Linked DNA regions of Homo sapiens: regions 2, 3 and 4 are each linked to region 1. A link is a loop called in an ENCODE intact Hi-C map of the cell type or tissue named here. Cell type or tissue: dorsolateral prefrontal cortex. All regions are shown on one strand.

What was found. Peaks named below come from ENCODE experiments on the same cell type or tissue, not always from the same donor. Only the 100,000 strongest peaks of a DNase experiment are listed, where the experiment ranks them.
Region 2: a loop joins it to region 1, with 2.7 times the contacts of the local background. A loop is called at or near these places in 7 of 110 quality-filtered maps.
Region 3: it touches region 1 in a loop (6-fold over the local background); 6 of 110 quality-filtered maps call a loop at or near these places.
Region 4: a loop joins it to region 1, with 2.5 times the contacts of the local background. A loop is called at or near these places in 2 of 110 quality-filtered maps.

Annotation. Positions count from the first base shown.
Region 1 is chr6:39,889,885-39,894,884 of GRCh38, forward strand. It overlaps DAAM2 (dishevelled associated activator of morphogenesis 2), which reads left to right. Exons shown (of 25, transcript NM_001201427.2): 18 at 1,457-1,563; 19 at 1,750-1,838. DAAM2-AS1 (DAAM2 antisense RNA 1) reads right to left here. Exons shown (of 4, transcript NR_125831.1): 2 at 1,739-1,879; 3 at 1,422-1,495. Among named protein-coding and RNA genes, the nearest start is that of DAAM2-AS1, 5.0 kb to the right of the region's middle. In dorsolateral prefrontal cortex, a CTCF peak has its summit at 2,823 (motif pointing left); DNase peaks (open chromatin) are centred at 2,827 and 3,563; H3K27ac peaks cover 3,721 bases.
Region 2 is chr6:39,723,398-39,728,397 of GRCh38, forward strand. It overlaps KIF6 (kinesin family member 6), which reads right to left and starts at 2,011. Exons shown (of 23, transcript NM_145027.6): 1 at 1,848-2,011. The coding sequence starts at 1,913. RefSeq lists silencers at 1,732-1,801, 2,014-2,345, 2,052-2,251. In dorsolateral prefrontal cortex, a CTCF peak has its summit at 2,171; DNase peaks (open chromatin) are centred at 1,614 and 2,084; H3K4me3 peaks cover 1,526 bases; H3K27ac peaks cover 2,684 bases.
Region 3 is chr6:39,661,804-39,666,803 of GRCh38, forward strand. All of the region lies in intron 3 of KIF6 (kinesin family member 6), which reads right to left. Among named protein-coding and RNA genes, the nearest start is that of KIF6, 61 kb to the right of the region's middle. In dorsolateral prefrontal cortex, CTCF peaks have their summits at 2,544 (motif pointing right) and 2,746; no DNase peak of the experiment used is centred here; H3K27ac peaks cover 3,490 bases.
Region 4 is chr6:39,429,186-39,434,185 of GRCh38, forward strand. KIF6 (kinesin family member 6) reads right to left here. Exons shown (of 23, transcript NM_145027.6): 14 at 1,868-1,976. Among named protein-coding and RNA genes, the nearest start is that of KCNK16, 110 kb to the left of the region's middle. In dorsolateral prefrontal cortex, a CTCF peak has its summit at 2,198 (motif pointing left); a DNase peak (open chromatin) is centred at 2,216; H3K4me3 peaks cover 1,009 bases; H3K27ac peaks cover 1,648 bases.

The DNA of each region.
Region 1 (5,000 bases):
TGGGAGGCTGAGGTGGACAAATTACTTGAGGTCAGGAGTTCAAGCCCAGCCTGGCCAGTATGGTGAGACCCCATCTTTACTAAAAATACAAAAATTAGCCAGGTGTGATGGTGCATGCCTGTAGTCCCAGCTACTTGGGAGGCTGAGGCAGGAGAATCACTTGAACCCAGGAGGCGGAGGTTGCAGTGAGGTGAGATGGTGCCATTGCACTCCAGCCTGGGCAACAGAGTGAGACTCCATCAAAAAAAAAGAAAAAAAATCATTAAAAGACACTGTTCATTGAGTGGAGGTGGATCATCATAAAGGTCTTCATCCTCATTGTCTTCACGCTGAGGAGGAGGAAGAGGAATGGTTGGTCTTGCTGTCTCAGGGATGGCAGAGGCAGAAGAAAATCCACATACAAGTGGTCCTGCACAGTTCAACCCTGTGTTACTCAGGGGCCAACTCTATTTATAGCAACTTTATTTATAAATTCCCCGAACTGTGAACAACCCAACTGTCCATCAATAGGAAAGTGAATAAGTAGACTGTGGTATATTCATACAGTAGAATCCTACTCAGCAATAAATAAACTACCATGACATGGATGAACCTTAGACATTATGCTGGGGAGAAGTCAGACATAAAAGAGAGCATACAGCATGAGTTCAAGGACAGGCAAATCTGGCTAAGGTCCTAGAATTCAGTTGAGAGCCTATATTCACTTGAATGGCTTACTGAAGTGATGAAAAATAACTTTCCTGGGGGATGGAAATGTTCTCTATCTTAATCTGAATGATGATTCAATGGATGGAGATTTGACAAAAATCACTGAACTGCACATTTAAAATGGGTGCATTTTATTTTATGTAGACTATACCTCAAGTTTGTTTAAAAGAAAAGAAAAATCACTGAGCTGTACATTGAAGAATAGTGTACTTTAGGCTAGACGTGGTGGCTCCCACCTATAATCTCAGCACTTTTGGAGGCTGAAGTGAGAGGACTGCTTGAGCTCGGGAGGTAAAGACCAGCCAGGGCTACGTAGTGAGGTCCAGTCTTACAAAATAAAAAAATAAAAAAAATTAACCCAGTATGTGCTACATGCCTATATTCCCAGCTACTCAGGACCTGAGGTGGGAGTATTGCTTCAGCCCAGGAGGTCACGGCTGCAGTGAGCTATGATCATACCACTGCATTCTAGCCTGATTGACAGAGTGAGACCCTATTAAAAAAAAAAAAAAAGAAAGAAATACTGTATATCAGTTACATCTCAATTTTAAAAAAGAAAAAAGAATTTCAGAGCTGTGTGCCCTGTCATCCCCTTCAGGCAGATGAAAGAAATCTGTCCACATGAGGGTGCCTCCCTCTTTCAAGGCACCCTCCCCATCTTGACCCAAGTCAGTACAGCTTCTCACACCCTGTACCCCATGTCTGCTGCTCACCAGTTGCTTGTGTGACTTGCGCCTGCTCTTTGCAGCTCCTCAAGTTCATCCCAGAGAAGAGTGACATTGACCTCCTGGAGGAGCACAAGCATGAAATTGAGCGGATGGCCCGTGCTGACCGCTTCCTCTATGAAATGAGCAGGTTGGGCCATGGGCATGGTGGGGATTCAAGCAGGTGGGGTTCTGGCAGGTGGGGCAGGTGGGGCTCTGCCAAGAGGAAGGGGATGGAGGTGGGCAGGCTTGAGAGGAGACTGGAGCTGGCTCCGGGAGCTGGGGCTGGCCAGGATAGGGGTGGGATACCTCAAGATATGGTTCACCTTGTCTACAGGATTGACCACTACCAGCAGCGACTGCAAGCCCTCTTCTTCAAGAAGAAATTCCAGGAGCGGCTGGCTGAGGCAAAGCCCAAAGTGGAAGGTAGGGCTGAGGGTTGCAGGAGGCTTAGAGTGGAGAGTTATCTGAGAAAGGCAGGGTGGGTGGGAGCCAGTGAATAGGGGCAGAGGGAAACCCCTTTCTTATTCTCAACCCAAAAACAAAAACAAAAAGTCAAAGACAAAATCTAAAATGATGATTATTATAAAAATATGCACTTGCTTATATTAGCACATGCGCCAACCTTGTGACATGTTCCTTATGCCTCAGCATGCAAGCTCTCCAAGGTGGGGCGTCTGTTGACATCTGCCCCAGCATGGGATGGAAAGGTAGAAAAGATAATAATAGCCACACCTACAACAGTGCCTGGCTGGGACTGAGCTCATCAGTCTTTACTCTACTTAAGAGGTACTAGGCTCATAGAAGACTTCTGGGCACGTTAGTTTAAGTGTGAGCCATTCAGAAAGTAGGAAATTGCACAAGCTGATTTCTAAAGGCATCTGATTTTCTGAGTCAGGAACACTTCCAATACAGGCCATTTCCAGATGAGAAATTTGTAGTTCAATGAGAACCATGCGCCAAGCACTGTGTGAAGCACTCTGCTTGGTTGGTCCTCATTTGGTCATCACAGCAATCGCACGGGTGGGTGCTATTATTAATTTCCATGTGGCTCCATTCTCTCCTTTCTAAAGTAGGGCTGTGTTAATGTCCCGAGGCTGTGACACTGGTGAGTGGTGGAACCAGGGTAGGAATGCAGATGCTGATCTTCAAAATCAGTCCCTTCCCTCTTGTCCCCTAGTACTCCCCAGGGGCTGCCTGTGCTGATGGCACAGCAGGGAGGGGCGTGGAGTTGTTGGGAGAGGCAGGAGGTCAGGACGGTGGGCAGAGACATGTGGACCCAGGAGGCAATAAGCAGGAGAGGCTGGGAGGCTCATTTGTGGGGAGGACAGGGTCAGCAGAGTGGAGCAAGAAAGCCTGTTTCCAGGATGTTGAGGTTACCAGGCTGGGGGCAGAACAGAGCATGGGCACCCCCTGCTGGACACCAGGGCCAGTCAGTACTCCCTGAGATGCCCAGTCCAGAGAGCAACCCTTCCTGAAATCCATTGAGATGCTTCAGGGATAGTCTATGGATAGGGTGGAGCATGCAGAGCTAAGGCAGACATTTTCTGTAATCAGATCTTGTTCCCCCTCACACTACACACACACACAGCAAGGGACCTGCAGGTGGTAAGCATAGATAATCAATCAAGAGGGAAAGAGAGCAGCAGTGACTCTCTATTTCTAAGGTCTGGCCATATCTCCTGCCCTGGTGATGGGTGAATCCTTATCTTCTTCACAACTTTCTTTCATCCTGCTGCAGACTGCCTTTGGAGCATGCAGCACAAGTAAGGGGTTCAGCCCAAGACATGTGTGCACAACTATTTGTATGTCTTGGGTCAGTGGAACAAATGTGAGCAATTGCCATTTGGAGATTTGGAACCAGAGTAGCTTAGCCATCAGAAAGGTTTAATCTCAGACAGTTTCCTGCTCCCAGGAGCCTAAGAATTAGTCAGTGGAGGCTGGGTGCGGTGGCTGATGCCTATAATCCCAGCACTTTGGGAGGCCAAGGCGGGCGGATCACAAGGTCAGGAGATTGAGACCACTCTGGCTAACACGGTGAAACCTCGTGTCTACTAAAAAATACAAAAAAATTAGCCGGGCATGGAGGTGGGCACCTGTAGTCCCAGCTATTCAGGAGGCTGAGGCAGGAGAATGGCATGAACCCAGGAGGCGGAGCTGGCAGTGAGCCGACATGGAACCACTGCACTCCAGCCTGGGCAACAGAGCATGACTCCATCTCAAAAAAGAAAAAAAAAAAGAATTAGTCAGTGGATATTCAGGAAAGAGTCTCCATTTGATATCAAGCTAAGCCGAGTAAGATGTGTTTGGGATAGCAAGATCTGCTGGGGAAAGCTACTCTTCTATAGCTCTGCTCTATAATAATTGCTCTGTATAGCAATGGCTGCTGTCCTTGTATAGACCAGACATAAGTCTCTTTCCTCTAAGAGCTAGATAGGAAAGATATGCCTAAAGTTGTGTATTATAGAATCAGATCAGTGTGTGTGACTATAAGTGGAGAAAAGAGGATTGTGCAAAGATGGGATTCTTATTCTTCCTTCCAGTTCTCCCAGGAAGTATTCCTGGAAGAGCTAAGATTTAGCCTATCCCAGCTAGGTGTGATGAGCTGTTGACACCTGCCCTCCTATCCCCAGCAGGGGCTCTGAGTCCATTTGCCAAAAGCTAGTTCACCAAATTTGACAAATTTACCAGTTCTTCTATGAATATATTCATGAACTTACAATTCTTGAATATATTCTTCTTATGAATATATTGCTGAATATACCACATTTACCGATTCTTATTATAAATACATTCACCGAATATAGTCAAGATGAATATGGTTGCAAATGTAATATTCTTATGAATATATTCATGAATATATTATTCTTGTGAATATATCTAAAATGTCAGAACTGCATCTGGGCGTTTTCCCATTTACACTGATTTCCTTTGAACTCTTGTCATTTTCTGTTTTGCCAACATTTTAGCATTTTTAGGAGGATTCCTTTGCAGATTTTCCAAATAGCATATAAACCTTAGAAAAAACATCCCAACCAATATAAATTGCCAGAAACTTTCCCAAGTATTCTTTTTAAATAAACTATTTTTGAAACATAACATGCATATAGAAAAGTACACAAATCATAAGAGTCCTACTTGAAGAATTAAAAAAGGGAACCACATGTGTAATCAACACCCAGGTCAAGAAATACAGCTTCCAACCCCCCAGAGCCTTCTTCATGTCCCCCTCCCAAACTTTACCCCCCTCCCTCCTCTCTAAAGGTCAAACCCATCTTGACTGCTAGTTTAGTTTTATCGGTTTTGAACTTTATTTTTTAAATTTTTACCTATTTTCTTTTTGAGACAGGGTCCTGCCCTGTCACCCAGGCTGGAGTGCAGTGGTGTGATCTTGGCTCACTGCAACCTCTGCCTCCTGGGCTCAAGGTATCCTCCCATCTCAGCCTCCCAAGTAGCTGGCACTACAGGCACATGCCACCAGCCTGGCTAATTTTTGTATTTTTGTAGAGACAGGGTTTCACCATGTTGCCTAGGCTGGTCTCAAACTCCTGGGCCCAAGTGATCTGCCCACCTTGGCCTCCCAAAGTG
Region 2 (5,000 bases), 170 kb before region 1:
AGGTTTCCGAAAAGGGGATAGCTTTGAAATCAAAAATCCTTAATTAAAATTACAGCTCTGCTGTTCACAATAGCAAAGACATAGAACCAATCTAAATGCCCATCAGTGATAGACTGGTTAAAGAAAATGTGGTACATATATATACACCATGGAATACTATGCAGCCATAAAAAAGGATGAGTTCATGTCGTTTGCAGGGACATGGATGAAGCTGGAAACCATCATTCTCAGCAAACTAAAACAAGAACAGAAAGCCAAACACCACATGTTCTCACTCATAAGTGGGAGCTGAACAATGAGAACGCATGCACACAGGGAGGGGAACATCACACCCTGGGGCCTGTCGTGGGGTGGGAGGCTACGGGAGGGATAGCATTAGGAGAAATACCTAATGTAGATGACAGATTGGTGGGTGCAGCAAACCACCACGGCACGTGTATACCTACGTGAGAAACCTGTACGTTCTGCACATGCACCCCAGGACTTAAAGTATAATAACGAATAAAATAAATGTTCTAAAATTGAAAAAAAAAATTACAGCTATGCCACTCCCCAGCTGGGTGCCTTGGTCACATTATTTAACCTGAGACTCAGTTTCCTAATCTGTAAAATGCGGAAAATGACACCAACCTTGCAGGGTTCTTGTGAGAATGAGAGATAATGCAGATAAAGCACCTGTCAGGTGGCCATTTCTCAAGATACATAAGAATGACTATGCTCCCTTCTAGGCAGAAGAGAGGATGTTTTGAAATATTTAAGAAGCATAAAAAGTGCTGGGCGCGGTGGCTCACGCCTGTAATCCCAGCACTTTGGGAGGCCGAGGCGGGCGGATCACAAGATCAGGAGGAGATCGAGACCATCCTAGCTAACAGGGTGAAACCCGGTCTCTTCTAAAACCACAAAAAATTAACCGGGCGTGGTGGCGGGCACCTGTAGTCCCAGCTACTTGAGAGGTTGAGGCAGGAGAATGGCGTGAATCCAAGAGGCAGAGCTTGCAGTGAGCCGAGATCGCGCCACTGCACTTCAGTCTGGGTGGCAGAGCGAGACTCCGTCTCAAAAAAAAAAAAAAAAAAAAAAGGTGCATACAAAGTATCATTGCTCAGAGTCAGGGCAATGTCTTAACCTTCTTTATACCTTTCTGAATTTAGCACACTAGAGGAAGCACCTGGTAAATATTTAGTTAATTGTTTCTGAATGAAGTACACATGCGTATTCTTTGGGTCAGGATGCTTAAGCATCTACCTATATCTATTAATACAAGGAGTATATGTAAAGGTTCACGTTTATGTTGGAGAATAACAACAGTCAACTAATTACTGAGGCCCCACTGGGTGCAAAGTACTACATATGTGTATGCTTTGTGCATTTGTGTCTATCTATATTTGTATTATTTCAGAGGTACATAAACACGCATCTCTTGCTTGCACGTTTTGCCCGAGTGCCAAAATGTACCTTTGAGTGTATCTGCATGTGCGGTGCTGCGTGAGTTTCCCAGAAAGGTGCAATAAGTGCTTATGTGTAGTTGAAGCGCACACTATACAGGCATACTGAACATGCACTAGTCTGCCCCCGCGTGAACACGTGTGCCTGGGTGCAAAAAAAATGGCTCTCTGCCGGGTCTGCGCTGTGCCAGGTAGGAGTGGCCTGGCTGTCGGTCGCGTAGCTGACAGCAGTGCGCGGGGGTCTTCGCGGCTGCAGGGCTCCTCGGTCAGTGTGTGCGGGATTCCGGGCGGCCTCGGCGCCCACCAGCAAGCCCCTCACCTCCGCCCAGCCCCTTCGCGTGCCGCCGCCCGACCCCAGCCCAAGAGGCCCCGCCGCGCCGGCGCCCCGGAGGCTCCAGCCCGTACCCCTTGTTGGTGCTTCCGGACAGGGGGCTTCACCCTCGCGAATATCTGGATAGTCTGCTTCACCATCTCCTCCCTGGCTCTGCAATGACCCTTGACCTCTCTCAGGCCCGGGCTGCCAAAACTAACTCCCACCACCTCCGGCGACCCACAGTCTTAGCAACAGTAGCTAGGGACACTACCCAGTGAGCACCTTGGCAGCCAGGATCCCGCCTCCTCCCTCTAATTGGTCGCGACCGGAAGGAGGCCACTACGGGGCGGGGCTAGGGAGGGGAGGGCGGGGGTGGAGAGGAGAGCGCTGCGCATGCGCATGAGCGAGTGTCTGGGCTCTGGGTTTAGCGCCGGACCCGGCCTGGACCGTGTGGTTAAAGGGGAACAACCACCATGCCTTGCCCCGCCCCGCTCATTCACCCATTTTATTCTCCATGCCCTTGCCTTTAAAAAAAAATACAGCACTGGGCCGGGCGTGGTGGCTCATGCTTGTAATCCCAGCAGTTTTTGGGAAGCCGAGGTGGTAGGATCGCTTAGAGCCCAGGAATTTGAGACCAGCCTGGGCAGCATAGTGAGACTCCGTCTCTACAAAAAATACAAAAGTTAGCCAAGCGTGGTGGCGCGCCTGTATCCCAGCTACTCGGGAGGTTGAGGCAGGAGGATCGCTTGAGCCCGGGAGGTCGAAGCTGTAGTGAGCCAAGATTGCAGAACTGCTCCAGCCCACTTGGAGATCACAGTCTGAAGAAGGAGACAGATTTTTTTTTTCCTTCACAAGGTCTCTCAAGTGACAAGGAGACAGATTTTCAACAGGAAATCAAAACCAAGGAATACAAACTATGCCATGATGGAATTAGAAGTGGGGCTAGCTCTGTTTTGGAAAAGGATAAAACTGGATGAAGGGGACTGTTTCCCACACAATGGTCACGGCAAGAAAGGATGAGCTCTTCAAACACTGTTAGCACATGAAAAGATAGTCAACATTATTATCCACGTGGGAAATATAAGTTAAAACCACAATGAGGCATCACTATTCATCTATCAGAATGGCTTAAAAAAAAAAAAAAAAAAAAAAAGTGGCAACACCAGATGCTAGCAAAGATGTGGAGAAACTGAATCAGTTGCACTTTACTGGTAGGAATGTATAATGTAAAACATACACTGTATAAAGGTACAGCCACTCTGGAAAATAGTTTGACAGTTTCTTACAAAACTAAAGGTGCAACTACTCTAAGACACAGCAATTGCACTCTTGGGCATTTATCTCAGATGAATGAAAACGTGTGTTCACACAAAAACCTGCGCATGTGTGTTTATAGTTTTAGCACCTTTATTTGTAATAGCCCCAAACTGGAAAAAAAACCCAGATGTTCTTCAGCTGATAGTTTAAAATAACTGGAATACCATTCAGCAATTAAGAAGGAAGGAAGTGTTGATACACGTAACAAATTGGTTGAATTTTCGGGGAATTATGTTTCATGAAAGAAGCCAGACTCGAAAGCTAACTACCGTATGGTTCTATTACTATTGCCAGGGAGGTGTGCAGGGTATGGTTATAAAAGAAATCCTTGTGATGGGCTGTTCTGTATCTTGACTGTGATGGTGATCACAGAAATCTACACATGTGATAGCATTGCATAGAACAAATTACACACATGTTCAAATAAGCACATGTAAAACTGGCAAAAGTCACATAAAATTGAATAAGATTGATGGATTGTATCAATGTCAATTCCCTGATTTTTATATTGTACTATAGTTATGCAAAACATTACCACTGGGGAAAACTGGGAGATGGGTATACGAGTTCTCTCTGTATTATTTTTTACAAAACAAAAAGTTTATTAAAGACACCCTTTTTTCTTTCTTTCTTTTTTGAGACAAGGTCTTGCTCTGTACCCCAGGCTGGAGTGCAGTGGCATGAACACGGCTCACTGCAGCCTCAACCTCCTGGGCTCAAGCGATTCTCCTGCCTCAGCCCCACAAGTAGCTGGGCTTATAGACATGTGCCATCACACTCAGCTAATTTTTGTATTTTTTGCAGAGACAGGATTTCATCATCTTGCCCAGGCTGGTCTTGAACTCCTGAGGTCAAGCAATCCACCCACCTCAGCCTCCCAAAGTGCAGGGATTACAGCCATGAACCACTGCACCCAGCTGAAAGACACTTAAGAAAACAAAAAGACTAACTACAGATTGGGAGAAAACTTTTGCAAAACACGTATCTTGATAAAGGACTTGCATCCAGAATATATACAAACTGTTAAAACCTAATAATAGAAAAACAAACAATTCATTTGTTTAAGGTGAAGGGAGGGTGCAAAGATTTGAACAAACGCTTCACCAAAGAGGATCTATGGATGGCAAATAAGCACATGAAAAATATGCTCAATATCATTAATCATTAATGAAATGAAATTAAAACCACAATGAGATACCACTACACATCTCTTAGAATGGCGAAAAATAAGAAAATAAAACTGACAAAACTAAGTGCCGACATGGATGCAGAGCATCTAGAACTCTCAAACATCACTGATGAGAAAACAAGATGGACCAGCCACTTTGTAAAATAGTTTTGTAATTTCTTATAAAGTTATACACATACTTACCATATGACACAACAATCCCACTCTTAGTTATTAACCCAAATGAAATGAAAACTATGTTCACATAGAAACCTAAACATGAATGTGTATAGTGGCTTTATTCACAATTGCCAAAAACTGGAAACAAAGTAAATGTTCTTCAGCTGGTAAATAGATAAACAAACTGATATATCTATGCCGTAAAAAGGAATGAATTACAGATGCCTACAACAACATGGTTAAGTCTCACATTTATTATGATGAGTGAAAGATACCAGACTCACTGCGTACTTTATAATTCCATATATAATTGAATTATATATAATATATATCTAATTATATATATCATATATAATATGTTATATATGTTATATATTATATGTCATATATAATTATATTTATATCTGTATATATATATGACATTCGAGAAAAAAAAAAACTGTAAGGATAGAAAACAGATCAGTGGTTTCCAGGTGCTGAGGGTAGGAAAAGGGGTTGACTGCAGATGAACATGGGAGAGTTTTTTGGGGGGTGATGGAACTGTTGCATATTTAGATTGTGGTTGTGGTAACATAAGTAT
Region 3 (5,000 bases), 230 kb before region 1:
TTCTAACCTCCCTCAATCCTTCTCCACTTAGCAACCAGGAGCCATCTTTGAAAAATACAAATCAGGTCAGTCTCTGACCAATAATTCATCATACTGATATTCTGATTTTTCAACCTGGTATACTCAGCCATCCATGGATGGTAAAACTGCTTACTTTAATTGTACTGGAGACCTTGGCACCCCAGGAAAGTTTAAATAATTAAGAATAGAGATAAAGTAAATCAAACCCATACTCTTAATAACATTATAGAATATATTTAAGTGTACTTTTCATATCATTGGGCCATTCTAGTTGTTTTATTTAAAGAGTTTGAAATACTTAAAAATATTATGACTTTAATTTAAAACATATAATCAATTCCAGATTTGGGATATTAAGTGGTGTAAGTACATTTGATTCAATTTTGGAAATAGCATTAAAATGTTAAGAGAGGCTGATTTACTATGGGTATATGTTTGCTTACTATTTTTTAAGTTGCTATGTGCTTAAAATGATTTGTTAGGTTTGTAAGTCTGCCCCACAAGGCATTTGAGGTGTTTGAGACAGTCACATACATTACATGTGTAAATGAGGTTTAAAATGTTTAAGGGAATTTAATTAGCTAAATTAGAATTGTAATTAATTGTTTAGGAAAATTTCAACTGTTAAATTTGAATTAATCAAATGTTAATAGGGTAACAAATGAAAGAGACTATTCTTATATAATAACTAAATGTAAAAATAGTCTCATAAGATTTGTAGGTTGAAGTAGGTGTTTGAACACACAGCTTTTATAGAGACAATATCAATTCGAAACCCAATGTAAGAAGTCCTTTTAAAGATTTATCTGGAGGCTAAGGCAGAAGGATTGCTTGAGTACAGGAGTTTGAGAACAACCTGGGCAATATACTGAGCCCCTATCTCAAAAAAAATTATCTTGAATAATAAAATACTCAAACTGAAAACAAGATCCACAAAAGCAAGGTGTTTCTCTGCCTGGCGTACCCCAATGTCTTCAGAGCCAAAAATTGTCTGCACACACACATAGTCAAAAATACGCGTCCACATGGAGTTGTTTATTCAACTTCAGCTTAGTATCTTTTTTTCTTTTCTTCTTTTCTCTCTCTCTTTTTTTTTTTTATAGGGTCTTGCCCAGGCTGGAGTGCAGTGGCACCATCATGGCTCACTGCAGCCTCAACCTCACAGACTCAATTGATCCTCCCACTTCAGCCTCCTAGTAGCTGGGACTACAGGTGCACACCGCCATGCCTGGCTAGTTTTTGTATTTTTGGTAGAGATGGGGTTTTGCCATGTTGCCCAAGCTAGTCTCAAACTCTTGGACTCAAGTGATCCACTGGCCTCGTCCTCCCAAAGTGTGCCTGGTGGAACTTGCTATCTTTCTGAAGATCAAATTAGAGCAACCAGTCACAGGAACACTAATGGAAAAAAATCTGTTTTGGACTATTTGTAGATACAAGGAAATTTAAATTTTGAAACAAGATTTCCAAGGGACACTGTGGAAAATAAGAACTATAAGTATAGGACTATAAGGATTTGTTCCTTGGTTGGTGATTGCAGATGGATGACAGGAAGAGGAGAAGTAGGGAGTTAAGCCATAAACTGCAGAGTTAGAAATAAAAGTAGTCAGTCCCAGAGATCCCTCAAGAAGCACATGGGACCATGTGCTACTGAAACCAAAGGCAGAAGCATGGCCAGTTGCAGGTGGGAACTGGGAAAGGTCAGAATAAGTATAATACAGGCACTTTTAGATTTGGCTATAAGAAGCTTTATGAAAATATGTTGATGAGGGGAATTTATAAAATATGAATATAGCACAAATCAAACTGGAGAGAACGGAGCCAATGCAGCAGAGTGCACAGTCACTTCTAAGACATGAGCTGAGCAGGGAGGAAAGGAATTACAAGGAGCAGTAAGTTAAAAAAAATAGATAAATCTAAAGAAGTAATTGCCTTTTGTTAAAGAAAAAAACAGTTGTGATATTTGGCTTCCCTTAAAGGTACAGACTGAAGACAGCATTTTATAATGACATCAAAAGAGAGAATGAAGGTGTGGCAGAGATCACATCACATGAGACAGTGTAGTTTTAAGAAAGAAATGTAAAGCAATTTAATCACCACTACTAGATACCTAAGCAGATAAATAAGCCAATAAACATGTTGAAAGATTTGTTCCTAGTACTTATATGTATTAAGCAAGCTTCCTGTCCTCATGAGGCTTACATTTTAGTAGAACTAATTAGGACTGGAACTAATATCAAGTTTAAAACAAAATAAATGCTGTATATAATATGATTTCACGTGGTGATAACTGTTATAAATAATAAGAAACCAGGGAAAGGAGAGAATCAAAGGATTGTCTAGGATTGTCAAGACATAAACAAGCAGGTCAGAGAGTTCAAGCTTGGTGTTTCAGGGTGGGGTAGTAGCGATCCCAAAGAAGAAATAGAAGGTAAGGTAGCCTGAGAATCACCATTTCTGGAAACATCAATCAGTCTTAGACAATGACCTTACAATTACCTCTAATTTCCCCCACATGATGGCAGCCTTGATTCTGAGACTGAAAACTATTAAACTCATTTTTCACCCCTAAACATCTCACTGACAGATGGCTGCATGCGGAAGGAGCTGGGATTATGTGTCCTCTCAAGATATTTCTAAATAAATTCGTGTCCTCCGGACCCAAAATATACAGTGTTTTTCATGACAGTTGACTTCACATAAAAATTTGTGAAATATATTTGGTAGTGAATTAGATATGTAAAGAAGGAACATGAACTGGGTGGGAGCAAGATTTAATTGCTTGAAGTACAGGAGATCTGGAAGACAAAAAATAGCTAAGACATATATATTTTTCTCTTCTCTAGCTTGAATTAAAGTTGTGAGAGTAAGAAGTTAGAGACGCTTTTTTGCATCCTTTCCAAAATTTGAATAAATCATTTGTTCCCTATGTGATTTAATTTGGGAGTCAATCATAATCCCCAAAGATACAATCCTTAATACCGTAATGCCAAATGTTGAAATCCTGGAAGATCAAAATCTGGGAAGAATAATTTTAAATATTCTCTAAAAGATATTTATTTACATTTTTAAAAGGGAATTTATTTGAGAAACACAAAAACATGACAAAACATTTCATAGGTCATTTTACACAACAGACTAGGCAATAATAACATATTTTTACAAGTGTAAACCCTCATGTATAACAATGACAGTTGCAGAGTATGAAGTTATGAGCATATGAGCTGTATTCATAAACAAATAGGTCGAAAAGGGAAATGTATAAACATATACTACTATGGTTGGCAATTGCATGCACCCAGCTTTATAACTGTGGTCATCTGAAACACCAAAATGAACAACCTAAGACGAAATTGATGGAAAACCATGATGGGTCACCCCCATATATTCAGTTATCCAAAGAGCCAAAATCTCGAGAAATTTTATCTTTCACAAATGCAGACGTACAAAATGGACATCTCTTCATTTAGAGAGGAAGTTACAATGTTTTTGCATACATGCACAATGCTTACACACAAAGTCAATATGCACAATGCTTACACACAAAGTCAATGTGGTGACAATGCACTTTTGTGAAGTCAAATTTGCAAAAACTGCATACAACAAATGAGAATTCTCTAAAAGTCTCAACACAATTTATAACTCTAGTATTGGAAATGATGTGAAGATGAAATACATAGCATAATTAATTGGAAAAAAATAATGCCGACAATTTTAAATAGTTAAAAAAACTATAAAAAGTAAATAAAACCCAAATCCAAAAAGAAAATTCAACATGAAAAAGTGTATTACAGGAATAGACTATAAGCAACTGCACAGATCTGTCCAGAAGAGCTGGCCAACTTTCACGATCATTAATTATATTTTGAAGTCTTACATCGCAGTGAAGAGCTGTTTTTTTTTTCTTTTAGGACATAACTCTCCTTGCAGAATATGTTCACATTAATTTTCTATGTGACGCTGATCTTCCTGAAATCCTTCTATTATTTGGCATGCACAAACATGAAGAGTGTCTATTAAATTTTCCCATTTTCTGTGCTGTGCTTCTTTGTTGTTTTGGGTACATGGAAATCCATTCTGCATACACTCATATACAGACCACAAATTTGACAGAAACAATACTGGTGATCAAACAGCAACACCATGTCTTCTTATCCTACCATGAACATAATTATTTTCAAATCAGTTACTTCACTGGCTTCTTCAGGCAAATGTGGTTTTAATTCATTAAAATCTGGAATGTCATCAGCTGGAAGGAATGTCATACAGGCAAATCATGCATTTTTAAATTCAAGTATTCGTGGCCAATCCACTCATCTGAATTTTTCACCAAATGCACTGGGCAAAAACAAACTTTGTTGGTAACACCTTAAAAATCATTTTTAGAAGCCTTGATCACACCTAATTCCAAATCTGTCATTATGGTTTGGCAATTCAGTTGAAATCTATTTTCTTCTGCAAAGTCCACCACATCTTTGAATAAGCATTTATAAAGTACTTTGTTTTTTCCAGTCATTAGTACATAAACAAGCATATCAGTTCTAGAATTTTATGATCTAACAGGAGCTATGAATTGTATATATGAATATACAACTATGAATTGTATACAGTTGATTTAAAAAATAGTGGGGACAGCTTTGAAAGTGCCAACCATTAGCCAAAGTGAAAAAAGTGCTAGTTTTTATGTTAGATTTTGTGGTAAATATATACGTAAGAACTCTATCTTCTTCTACAGTCAAATCTCTAGTCAAGGATAATTCACCACCTAGTGTGTTCTGTAACACTGGAGAAAGCTCAATATTAGCAAGTGTCTTTGGTCCAGAAAGTTGCTGAGCTTCTCGAATTCTTTTTACTCTCTGACAAAGGATGTTTTTTGAAGGCAAGCATGGTGTTATGTGTGAAGGGGCAGAAGTCGTACATGATTGAACAATTTGGCAGGGGAGATTTCTTGCATTTTTCGCCTGTGTTTTCACTTTTTCTAT
Region 4 (5,000 bases), 460 kb before region 1:
CCCTCATTGCGGTTTGCTTTTCCGTTTGCCTTTCTTTTTCCTTCTTCCGGGTCTACCTTCTTTCCCATTCCCTGTGGCTGCTGTATTAAACCTTCATCACCACCCTCAAGTCTCTTATTCTACCTCAACTTCTTTTTCACAGAGAAAACTTAGGTCATCTTTAATTTTCTCTCTCTTCTTCTCAGTGTGCCAATGTCAGCCCCATCTTGATTTGTTTTTCCATTCTTGCTCCCTTCCAGGGCTAACCTCCACTGAGCTTTTATTCCCTACCTTCCTGTCTTCCAGGAGCCTTGCTGTGTCAGCTTTTCCTGTTGTTTCTCTACCTTTCTCTTACCATTAGCTTATTCTGTGGCCTATAATATTAGCCAATTCTTTCCCATCCTGAAACCAACTTCCCTTTTACTTAAGCTACCTCTCTTTGTTCTTTCTAAAAATGTTTTTAGGCCAGGCGCAGTGGCTCATGCCTGTAATCCCAGCACTTTGGGAGGCCAAGGTGGGCGGAACACGAGGTCAGCAGATGAGACCATCGTGGCTAACACAGTGAAACCCCGTCTCTACTAAAAATACAAAAAATTAGCCAGGTGTGGTGGCGGGTGCCTGTAGTCCCAGCTACTTGGGAGGCTGAGGCAGGAGAATCGCTTGAACCCGGGAGGTGGAGGTTGCAGTGAGCCAAGATCACACCACTGCACTCCAGGCTGGGCAACAGAGTGAGACTCTGTCTCAAAAAAAAAAAATGATTTTCATCTATCACCAACTTTTTGAAGGCAATGACATTTCTTCTCACTCGCTCCTCCATGCCCGGCAGTCCAGCCAATGGCCTTCTAGTTGCAAAATCTCTGTACACTTCCCAGTTCCCTCCTGCTTATTTCTCTGTCGCATCTGACACTACTGACAGTCTGCTTCTTCTTGGAGCCGGCTCTCCTCTTGACTTGGCTATCAGGACATTATTTTCTCCTGGTTCGCCCCCTCTTCTTTATGCTTCTTCTCAGTCTCCATTATGGCCTCCTTTCTCTCTACCTTCCCTTCAAACTCCTTTCCCTTATGGCTCCCCTCTTTAGGCCTCAGCACTGCCACATGTTCTCCTGAGAGCTCATCTACTTCTTAGGCTTCCTGAGTTGTCATATGATTCTCAAACTCAGATCTCATTTTAATTCAACAAATAGTTCTTGAAAACTTACTGTGTGCTAGGATCCACAGTCTCATGTGACATATGAGAGTTCACCCTTTCTTCTGAGCTCTAGACCCCTACATCTGATAGAGTTTGTTTGCTACAGTTTGAGGATATGCATATACCTCACAGACTAGCTAAAAGAAATTATATACCTCTAAGTAAGCTTCTTTTGAAGGGGTCCAGAGCACAGCCCCATCTGACAACATGTCAGCAGATAATCCTGCCTGCTCTAATTTTGGCCTGGAGAAGACACCAAAGGCTTCTGGGTCACAAGATGTGCACATATTTTCTTTGACTAAGACAGGACTGCTCTCCAGAACAGCTGGAGTGCCTGCAGTTCTAAGAATATAATTTGGTCCATAGACTTTTTCCCCCCTCCTTTGCAACAGTAAGACATGGATAGAGTACAGGCTGATGAGAATGAATGTATGATGTGAGAATTGTAAATCACGTTGATACTGTCAGTAACAGACCCTGCCCTAAAGTTGCTTACCCCAGTAGTACTGGGATGGTGAGGCTCACACATGAAGGAGAATTGTACCAGGCTGGACATAATTAAATGTGAAACTGAATAAACATTATGCTTTTCTTGTAATAGTTATGTTGGGCAGATTAGGAAGGACAGAGTAAGCAAATCTCTTCTAGGCTGGCCTGGCTGAGCCTCGGAGGACCAGCTGCTCTCTGAGACAGCCTTACCTCTGTTTCAGAATCTGTTTGTTGTCATCGATGGTAACGCTGTCAGCGTGGTCCCTCTTGAAGATTTCAAAAGCCTCCTGGCATCCTAATGACATTTCCTCTCTCATTCCTGTTTGGAGACACAGGGAAATGGCCTCAGTCACAGCATCAGGATCCTATTAATTTCATTGTCACTTCAGTCAGACCACAAAACCAGCCCTGGCTCCAAGAGGCCCACAGCAGAGAGACTCTGACCAGACAGGTGGCCCCAGGCTCTTCCAGCTGGCTGACAACCTGCTGAGGAGGCCCTTCCAGTGCCACCCGCTGCACCCCTCAGGACTGTGCCTGCACAGCCATGTGACTCGTGGGGGGCGGGGTTTGGAATGCCTGCTCGGGGGAAATGAAAACCACAGCGCCAAGCCCTGGACTGCCGAGGATGTCTGCAAATGCCTTTTCTTACCATCGTTCAGTGCCACATTTCTCCCTGGTATGCCCTATTTTGTTTTTCTGTTAAATTTCCAGGCATTTAGTTAAAGGAATTATAATCCAAACTGAAAGATAGCATCTAGAAAATTCTGCTCTTAGTCTCTGTATAACAATTCATTCTTGTTTCCTGTGGTTAGTGAGGGGGTCTCGGCTCTTCTTCAGGAGTTAGGTCCTCAGTTACAAGACTCATGAGCTGGCCATGGCAGGGGTCCCTAGGTCATCTCTAACTTCAATATCCTGTATCGCCTTTGCCAATAAAGGCCAACCCTCACTGCTGGGCGCTGTTCAGAGTTCAACTTCTGGGACCCACGGTCAGTACAGCCAGGACCAGGCTCTCCTCCTCACCACCTCCCGGAGTGAGGGTCAGCGCAGATGTATGCCTGGGACCCCTCAGTGAGAGCTGAATTCACCGCTGGATTTTGGATGCATCTATAGAGCCATTTTTTTTTTTTTAATGCTTCTGCCCTTGGTTCCTTTGCCTGGGAGGCCTTTTCTCATGTTTTCCTCCAGTAACTCTACCTCCGTGGAGCTTTCGTCAAAGCCCAGGCAGAACAAACCCTCTTTTCACCATGTTCCTTATCAATACACCTATAATATGCACAGCCCAGTGGACACTGCCACTTCACATGGCAATCCTTTCTGGTGAAATGTAAGTTTCTCAGGGGGTAGAGATAATAGTTTTTTGTTTGTTTGTTTTGTGAATCCTTGTGTCTTGTTCAAAGTCTGGCATTTAGAAGGTGCTCAGCATACATCTGTTAAATGAATCAGGTTGAGAATGAAGCTGGGTGGTGCTGAGCCTTGCTGTTATTGCTGCGGGAACACAGTCCAGGGTTAGTGAGGCTCACTCTGAGGCCAAGGGTTCCGCAGAGGCTTTCATATGGGCCACATACCACGTCTCCTCTTGCCTGGAAAAAACTCTCTGAGTCCCATCACCCATCCTAAGGGTGAGTAACTGGACTAGCCCATCTGACACCAATTTAATGATTACTCTTGATAAAAATAGCACCGTGAAGAATGTCTAAATGGTGAGGCACAAAAATACACCCCACCCTTTTCTGATCAGAAGCAAATGGGCACGACTCAGCTTTGTCTCCACATCTGCCTTGCACACTCTAGAATTGGGTAGGCCTGGGAATCCGCTTGTGTGAGACGCAGAAAGATGATCCCTGATGCATGAGAGACATTGAGGGGCACGTTTCACCAGCAGAGCCCATTAGGAGCCAGCGGATTCATTCCATACCTTTCCCCTGTCCGGGTCTGCACCCAGTTCTAACAGTGCATGCCTTTTGCTACATAATAAAATAATAACAGACAGTAGAGGGCATGAGACTTTGGACTGGAGATGGGAAGAGAAAAGCTCCACAGAGACCACACTGGAGCCTGCTTGGGGGATCTCCAAATTGCTCCCCCCCGCAGGGGAGCTGATGAGCAGCCTTCCACCAACAGAGGTGTGGGGGTGGTGGGTGAAAGGGGTGTGGGGTGGGAGTGAAAGCTTGCTTAAGCTGCAGGGAAGAAGGGTTCACAGCCTCTTCCCTCCCAGGCTCTGCTTTTTCTGCAGAGCTGACTGTGAATGGACAGCTGGGTGGAAAGGACCACTCCAGAGCCCACGGCACTGTGGCGGCAGCCACTCCTGGGAGAACTTACAATGCACTGAGCAACCATTGGGACTAACTATATTCCCAACAACGAACAACACAAAAGTAAGTGACAATATGAAAACACGAAACAACATGAAACACACCTTCCCTGAGGTGCACTGGGGCCTGGGCCGTGGGAGCAGAAAGGACGTGGAGGGCACAGAGGAGACAAGCGCAGGCAGTTTGGGATCGTTGTGTACGGTCTTGAAGGTCCTACTAAGAAATTCGGGGCCAGCAGCATAACATATTCTACATGCATCGCCAACTTTCAAAGACTTACAATGGAATAAAGTACACATTATGGGAAAGTTACACTGGAAGGATTTAATACTCTTGGTGGCTTAAAAGGCACTTAGGGGTCCTGAAGTGCCAAGGGCTTATCATCAGGAACATAACCTTGGTTTTCCTTCTGTCACGGACAAAGTATTCTGGAGTTGGAGTTCTTTGATTGTGGTGACCACAGGTGAAGGCCATCAGAATGATGGCTATTATCTTGTCAGCTGTTTTCCCAAATGTCCACTCAGGGAGGCCAAGGTGAGGTGGCTGAAGCATAGCTGGAAGGCAAAGAGGCAAGGCAAGGCCAGGATGCCTGCAGAGACTTCAAGGCCACCACTTGGGGCAAGGCTGAGGTCCACAGAGGGAGGCACATGGGAAGGACTCACGGGCAGCTCCAGTGTGTGAGCCCAGGTCCCAGCCTGGCCCTACCCTTGCCCATCCCCATTCTGCTTGTTCAGAGCTCATGCGCAGCTCCTTTGGATTGCACTAATATACCACTTCTCACCCCATTTTGGGATCAGCTGCAAAGTTAATGAACGGCTTTTATTTACTGAAGAAATCACTTCCTTGTCCCTCTGAGGATTTAGAAAACAGGCTCTTTCTCCTATGGCAGTTCCCGTCCCTGAGCATGCACTGTATGCATTTGAAAGAGAAAGAGCAAAGGAGCAAAAAGAGTGATTAAAAGCTCACCTTGCTAATGAGACAATCGTCTATTTATTCTCTCAAGAAGTATTTATTTATATTAGGCATTGTGC